Regions from separate parts of the Homo sapiens genome. Here regions 1 and 2 are each linked to region 3. Evidence: chromatin loops called from intact Hi-C (ENCODE). Cell type or tissue: GM12878. All regions are shown on one strand. Region 1 overlaps PRKCA (protein kinase C alpha). Region 2 has its middle 58 kb from the start of CACNG4. Region 3 overlaps HELZ (helicase with zinc finger).

Region 1 (2,500 bases), 370 kb after region 3:
AACTCCAGCCTTTGAACCTAGTGCTCTTCCTCCTACATCGAGGGTGAGCAAACTTTTTCTGTAAAGGTCCAGATAGTAAATATTTGTGGCTTTGTGGGCCAAATACTGTCTCTGTTGTAACTCTCCAACTCTGCCATTGTAGCTCGAAAGCTGCAAAAGTGAGTAAAGGAGGGAAGGTGTTCCAATAAAGCCTTAATGGTGAAGACAGGCAGCCGCTGGGGTCTGGGCTGTGGATTGCAGTTCGATGACCCTTGCCCTGTATCACGCAGGTTCTCAAATCACTCATCCTCATTTGCAGTTAGATTTCAGTACAATGTCTGTATCTTCTTAATCTATCACAACAGCGACAATTAAGAATCTCAAGAGCACTAGAATTAAATCACTATTCAGGCTCTTCCACAATGCTTGCTATGCCAGGCAGCACAGGAAAAGGAAATTTTGCAGCCATACAATGGTGGTGAATGAAGTATGTATTCAGCAGAGCAAAATGTAAGGGCAACACATTCAATCGTTTTCTTAACAAGAAATATTTTCATGGACACACCCACTTTGGCTGTTGCCACGGTTAAAATAAATTCACAGGCAGCGAGAGGGCCTCCGTTGTCATGGCAACTGAGCCATTCTCCAAGGAGAAACGTGGGACCCTGACGTGTTGGCACTTTGCCAGATGTGGAAACTGCGAAGTGCTTGGTTCTTTTCATACCACATAATATTCACCTCTAGTATCCCGGTGTGTGATTTTCTTTGCAGCCAACCAAATTTTTCCCTGTTTCCCAGATTTGTCTGTTGATAATTGACACATCTGTTAGGATCGCTAATCTTGGTGGTGCACGCCTTGTCTCACCTGCTAAACACCTCCTGGAAAGGCGGTTTGCCCTTGTACCGCGTTCTCCCCAATTGCTAAATCTCCAGGCTTACATGAGGATTCCCCACCAATGACCTTAAGTTTTTCCATCTGCAACAATGTTTTTCTCCCACCAGGGAGCTAGCTGATGGCACACTTGCGTCTGATGCCCGGCTTAGAGGAAGGCCCAGTGCGCACTGCAACAGCCATGACATAGCATTGTTCGAGAACTTTGGGCACTTAATCATTTTTGGAAACCTATTCCTTTTCCTGCTCGAATGCTCCCCTTTGGAATTACCACCACACTGGCTTTATGGGTTGGCTGTGGCAGGGTCAAGAATCACATGAACTCAGAAACATCATCAAAGTAAATAGTTTTTCAGACTGTCAGCAACATGGCTTCGAAGTGGGTAATTCTCTGGTGCTAAAAAAAAAAACCCGGGGAGATAGAAAATGGGCTGGGGCCCAGTGCAAGCAAGAATAGACTGAAGGAGCCATCCAGCTCTTGGGAAACCCTTGACTTCTTTGCAGCACACTGAAGATCCTCTAAAGCCAAGAAGCAATGGGGAGCACAAGGTGGTGATCTCATCTCTATGTCCACTAAAATGTAAAGACATCCAGGCAACAGTTGATTGCTGTTTGTTGTGTGCAGGTGTCATGGAATCTTTCATTTGCAAATCTTTACTGCCCTCTTGTGGTATTCAGTTTCTGAAGCAACTGCAGTTTGGCTGGGATCTTTTAGCAGAGATCCACCTAAGATTCACTAGTCTGCCTTACCGAGGTGAAGTCCCAGTAAATGGGGCAAGATGGCACAAACAAGACACAAAATTGTATCTACGCAGATGCAAAAAAAAAACTGTATCCTTTATAGTAGATGACCTGAATCACTCACGTAAGTGCCAGGACTTTGCAAAATGCCAACGGAACTATAGAGTGCCAACGGAACTACAGATGCCAAAAGTGGGTTTTAAGATCTCTGGGTGCTCTATTTCTAGAAAACAAAGATCCAAACAGTTGTAGGCCTTTCTGTGTCTCCCGAATCTTTCCAAACCCTTGACTGGGTGCAGACTCTGCAAGCCACAGATCCAAGAAAGGGCCTGGGGGGAAGGGAGGCAGTGAGGGCTGCAGGGGGCCCTGGAGTGGTCCGAGGGAGCCACGGTGTTTATCTTAGAAACAAAGAACGACCTGGAAAATAGTGAGAAGTAACGACAGTTACACGAGGGCAGAGTTCAATGAAAAAGCCACTTCTGGGAAAATCCAATTGAAGCTAAGCGAGCACAGAACAGCAGCTCCTGAAGTCAATAAAAAACAGTAACAAAAAACGCACCCAAGCTATAACTGGCAATAAAACCCAGTTCCCCAAGGAAGAAGGTTCCAGAGCCTTCCCTCCATGGCTGTGCAGCTGCTGCAGAAAGGAAAAACAGGATGACTGGGCATCCTCACAGAGAAAAAAAAAAAAACCAAAAAACAAAACACATCCTATCCCCGAAATGCTGGATACACTGCTCAACTACTCAACGGAAAATTTTTATAAAATGTCTCTGACAGGAGCAAGCAATTTGAAAGCAGGGCCGACTGTCATTAAATTTAGCACAATATTTCCATAATCATTGATTTCATCCTACCCTCACTGAGCCTTTTTAATCCACACCAGTT
Region 2 (2,500 bases), 180 kb after region 3:
TGTAATCCTAGCACTTTGGGTGGCAGGTGGATCACCTGAGGTGGGTGAATCACCTGAGGTCAGGAGTTCAAGACCAGTGAAACCCCATCTCTACTAAAAATACAAAAATTAGCTGGGCATGGTGGTGTGCGCCTACAGTCCCAGCTACTCGGGAGGCTACAGGAGAATCATTTGAACCCAGGAAGCGGAGGTGACACCACTGTACTCCAGCCTGGGTAACAGAGAGACTCCGTCCAGAAAAAAAAAAAAGGAGGATTTTATTGCATTTAACGGATGACACTGGCCTCCCCAGGTGCAGAGAAAGAGCACTGGAGTGGGAATCAGGAGACCCCATTTCTCTTCAGGTTTATCATTCCTTGTGTGATCCTTTAATACTCAATTAACCACTCTGGGCCCGAGGGGGAGTGAGGGGTGGGAGTTGGTTTATGGTCACCAGGGCCATTTTCCAGTCTTCCTTGTCAACTCCGTGCCTGGACAAGAAAACATGCATAGTCTTGAGTTTTTGGAGTCCCCAGGGCATTGCACCCCAGAACTTTAGGGACCCAGGAGCATGACCTTAAATAATAACCAATCTCCCAATGAGAAAATTATTCTCCTCTCAGTGTCTTTCAGGCCCTTTAATTAACGCAAGCCTCAGTCTTGCTTTTTTATCTCTCATACCCCAGCCACACTTTCTGATCTCCCCCTTGTAACAAACACAGAGCCAGGCCTGAGGTCCAGAAGAAATCAAACCATGTGATTTGGTGTTGCGTGGATTAGTCTTATGGCTATCTTCTACTTTTTTGGTGCATGATATTGGATTTCCATTTACTGTAGGAGGTGGCAAAAGATTTTTCTTTTAAATGAAATGTATCTTAGCAAACAAGTTGATTTACAGGAAAAAGGTTGATATTAAGATCACAAGTGATACCTAGATGTTGCAAAAAATATGGCATGTGCAGGCATAGATCTACGTGAAGTTTAGATATTTTTATTTATTTATTTAGGGGATGTTTACTGATTTATGGCTTAAGAACACTCATCGTACTGCCTCTGAATTGCAGGGGGTTATGCAAGGAATTGTATCTCTCTTGTGTATCTGCGGATGTGGAATACACCCCGAGTTTTGAGTTTCTGCCGGCTCAATCCCTGCAATTGCTGGATCTGGACACCAGAGGGAGCGTCTCCCTTTGCGTCTGAGGAGGCGACCTTGACCATGGCTCCGTGCCACATTTCACATGCATGTGAATTAAGCCGCCATTTTCTGAACCTAATCACAACCCTTATTGTTAATGGAGTCCACAAATGTCCCCTGCCATTCATGTCTCAACCCAAATGTCACGTCTTCAGGCCTCCCCTGAGTCTCCTCCACCTGATCCCATTGCATCTTCATCATTGCACTACGCCTGTGATGGGTGTGTGTTCTGTGGTTCTTGCATTCCATCCTCTCATCCCCACGCCAGAAGATAAGCTCCTCAAGGGCCGGGGCTCTGCCTAGAACAGCCTCTGGCATGCAGTAGCCACTCAATAAATATCACTCAATGGCGGAGTGAGTGACCCTTCAACGAAAACTCAGTTGCAGGCGGCACGCAAATTGTGCCAGGACGGAAATTAGGTCAGACAAATCTTATTCCAAATCTGAGGATCCTTCACATGTTGGCCTCCTGGTTTGGGGCAAGTTATTTGGATTCTCCAAGACTCTGTGTTCTCATGTAAGCAGTTGGGGAAAATAGCCACTGTTTCATCAGGCCGTTCTCTACCTGGTAGAGAAAGACATTAGGCCCTTGTGAACTGGTCTGTCTGGATTGGGAGAAGTTTGGAGTTGACCGTTTTTGTTGTTGTTGTTGTTGTTTTCTTTGAGACAGAGTCTCACTCTGTCGCCCAGGCTGGAGTGCAATGGTGCGATCTTGACTCACTGCAACCTCCGCCTCCTGGGTTCAAACCATTCTCTTGCCTCAGCTTCCCAAGTAGCTGGGATTACAGGCAACTGCCACCATCCCTGGCTAATTTTTGTATTTTTAGTAGAGACGGGGTTTCACCATGCTGGCCAGGCTGGTCTCGAACTCCCGACCTTAGGTGATCTGCCTGCCTCGCCCTCCCAAAGCGCTGGGATTACAGGTGTGAGCCACCACACCTGGCAGGAGTTGACTGTTTTTATGAAAAACCGTGCTCATCACCCCTGCCCCCTTTAAAAAATGCCAAGTAACGGGCACAACAGTTATCGCCTGCATTTTCACCCCAACCATAGCCTCCACCCCTTATGTTCTTCCACTCTCCTGCTTGCTATCCTGGGCTCCTCTTAGTTTCTCAAGCCCACCTCAGAGCCTTTCCCATGACAGTCCCATGAAATCCTCTGTCCAAGACCTTTCCTTGGGGAGCCCTCACTCATTCATCCAGGACTGGGCTTAAGCATCATTTCCTCAGGGAAGCCTTCCCTGACCACAGACCCCACTGGTCAGCAAACCCTTTAGGTCCCCTGTTCAAATTCGTATTTATTTACTCAATGTCTAGCATTCCCATT
Region 3 (2,500 bases):
GCCTCCGCCTCCTGGGATCAAGCAATTATCCTGCCTCAGCCTCCTGAGTAGCTGGGATTACAGGCGCCCGCCTAATTTTTGTGTTTTTAGTAGAGACAGGGTTTCACCATGTTGGCCAGGCTGGTCTAGAACTCCTGACCTCATGATCTGTCCGCCTCAGCCTCCCAAAGTGCTGGGATTACAGGCGTGAGCCACTGTGCCCGGCTGAGATATGTATTTTGAAAAATATTAGTTGTAAGACTAGTGAAATTCATAGTTTCAGAGAATGTTTTCTCTTATTGGGAATATATACATGATTAATTAGTAGCAATCTTGTATTCATGGTTAGACAAGGATGTAGGCATTAGGTTAAACTGCCTCTAAACTATTATTTTCTAAGTATTTATTTAATTAAAAACATTTAAAACTGGGCCAGACATGGTGGCTCACACCTGTAATCCCAGCACTTTGGGAGGCCGAAGCGAGTGGATCACCTGAGGTCAGGAGTTTGAGACCAGCTTGGCCAACATGGTGAAACCCCTTCTTTGCTAAAAATACAAAAATTAGCCAGTTGTGATGATGCATGCCTGTAATCCCAGCTACTTGGGAGGCTGAGGCAGGAGAATCACTTGAACCCAGGAGGTGGTGGTGGCAGTAAGCCGAGATCACACCACTGCACTCCAGCCTGGGCGACAGAGCAAGACTCCATCTCAAAAAAAAAAAAAACAAAAAAAAAAAACAGTTAAAACTAATTACATTGCTATAAAACTGAGAACATGGTTAAATAAGTCTTAATAAAGTAAATAAAAATAGTAAGTTCTTGAACAATGAAAGCCATGTTTATTTTATATATTATTTTAGACAGCAAAAAACACTTATATTGAAATATTTGTTAAACTAATTGTTCTTGAAAGCCATTGTTTTATTCACAAAATCAGTGACATTTAAAGGGAAAAGTGATAAATATACTAGAAAGATATTAAATGCTTTAAAATCATTTTGAAGAATTTTATGAATTTTTAAAATTTTTAAATAGTACTATAAAATTAGCATATTGAATAAATAAAATACTAAAGCTAAAACGTGAAATATTTTCACCTTCTGAATTCTAGTTTTATGTTATATTGGACAGCTGTATTGCTGATGTTAACATGGTTTTGAAACTTTGTCATATGGAGTGTGAAGTAGCTTCCATCAGGTGTCACTAGTGTGTTTTAGAGGAAATGAACCATTGTGGTTTGGGTTTTAAAAAGAAATATTAGTGGGGTTTCTTGTGGTTTCAGTTTTTTACTTATTTTGAACTCAAGGATAGAGCTACCTCACTAAATATCTGAAGATCAAATGTCTGAGTTCATTCTATTTGATGATTGTCTTAAGCTACATCTGATTGCAAGAAACAGAAACCAACCCAAAGTAGCTCAGGTAAAAACAGTTTTACTGGAAATAAGATCCAGGGAGCCAGCTGGGTTGATGAGGGGAGCCGGATAGTTTTCTGGTCACTGTGTTTAATCCATGGAAGGTGCATAGCACAAAGTGCCTGGCCCATGGTAAATAGCCACTAGATGTGATGGTCTCAGCATCTCCCTCCAGGGCCTATGGCTTCCTCTGTGTACCTGCTCCTTCGTCCTGCTTTTCCTTGTAAATTGGTCTTCTGATCACTCTGCTCTTGGTCTTCTGATCACTCTGCTCTTCTATGTATTTTTAAGTGTCTTTTGGTTTCCAAAGTAATCTAGCTAAAGGTCTCACTTTCCCTCTCTGTCTGTACCTGCACCCCCCTGCCCCGCCCCACATACACATACAGAAATTTCTGGGAAAAGAAATCCAGCCCAATCTAAATCAGGTATGTTCCAATGGGACACTTCCTTCTAGACATGAACACAAGGAAGGAAGAGACAGTTTCTGTGGCCCACTAACCACAGGGCCATCAAGAAGCAGAGTGCCATACTCATAGAGCTCAGTGAAAAAGATGGCATGGTCCTCTCCCTCAAGGAGCTATCTAGTTTGGGAAATAAGATTAACATACATAAAGCAATAACAATCAATATTAAAGGACATAAAACCAAGTGCTAAATGTGCAGTTTAGACACTGTACCCTTAAAGATGGTGGAATAGTTGGGAGAAAACTTTGTACAAGAGGAACTAACTCACCTCTCTGTTGTTATTGCCCTCTGTTGTCTAATATTAACCTTTTACCGTGTTCAGAGGAGACTAATGAGGAAATGCTTCCCATTCTTGTCCTCTTCTACCTGTATCAGTTAGGGTAAGGGCTAAGCTGTTGTCCCAAAGAGACCCCAAAGTACAGTGCCTTAAATAAGATAGAAACTTATTTTTCTTTTACCTAATTGGGTAGTTCACACTATCTGAGTAGCTTTGCTTCACAAAGTCATTGAAGGGCCCAAGGTCCTTCTACTGTGTCCCACTGTCCTCTGAAGGATTGTCTTTGTTGCATAGTCAAAGCTAGGTTTCTGCCATGACAGTGTTTCAAGGCAAGTGGCTTATCTTCAAGCTAGAGATGACACAG

The links. A loop is a pair of places that touch in the nucleus more often than their neighbours do. Peaks named below come from ENCODE experiments on the same cell type or tissue, not always from the same donor. Only the 100,000 strongest peaks of a DNase experiment are listed, where the experiment ranks them.
Region 1: it touches region 3 in a loop (7-fold over the local background); 11 of 110 quality-filtered maps call a loop at or near these places.
Region 2: a loop joins it to region 3, with 8 times the contacts of the local background. A loop is called at or near these places in 4 of 110 quality-filtered maps.

Annotation. Positions count from the first base shown.
Region 1 is chr17:66,714,935-66,717,434 of GRCh38, reverse strand. All of the region lies in intron 8 of PRKCA (protein kinase C alpha), which reads right to left. Among named protein-coding and RNA genes, the nearest start is that of MIR634, 71 kb to the left of the region's middle. RefSeq lists an enhancer at 2,246-2,500. In GM12878, a CTCF peak has its summit at 1,544 (motif pointing left); a DNase peak (open chromatin) is centred at 1,534.
Region 2 is chr17:66,905,520-66,908,019 of GRCh38, reverse strand. No RefSeq gene overlaps it. Among named protein-coding and RNA genes, the nearest start is that of CACNG4, 58 kb to the left of the region's middle. In GM12878, a CTCF peak has its summit at 1,145 (motif pointing right); a DNase peak (open chromatin) is centred at 1,159.
Region 3 is chr17:67,081,066-67,083,565 of GRCh38, reverse strand. The region is part of intron 32 of HELZ (helicase with zinc finger); the gene reads left to right. Among named protein-coding and RNA genes, the nearest start is that of CACNG1, 38 kb to the right of the region's middle. In GM12878, a CTCF peak has its summit at 1,173 (motif pointing right); a DNase peak (open chromatin) is centred at 1,285; H3K27ac peaks cover 393 bases.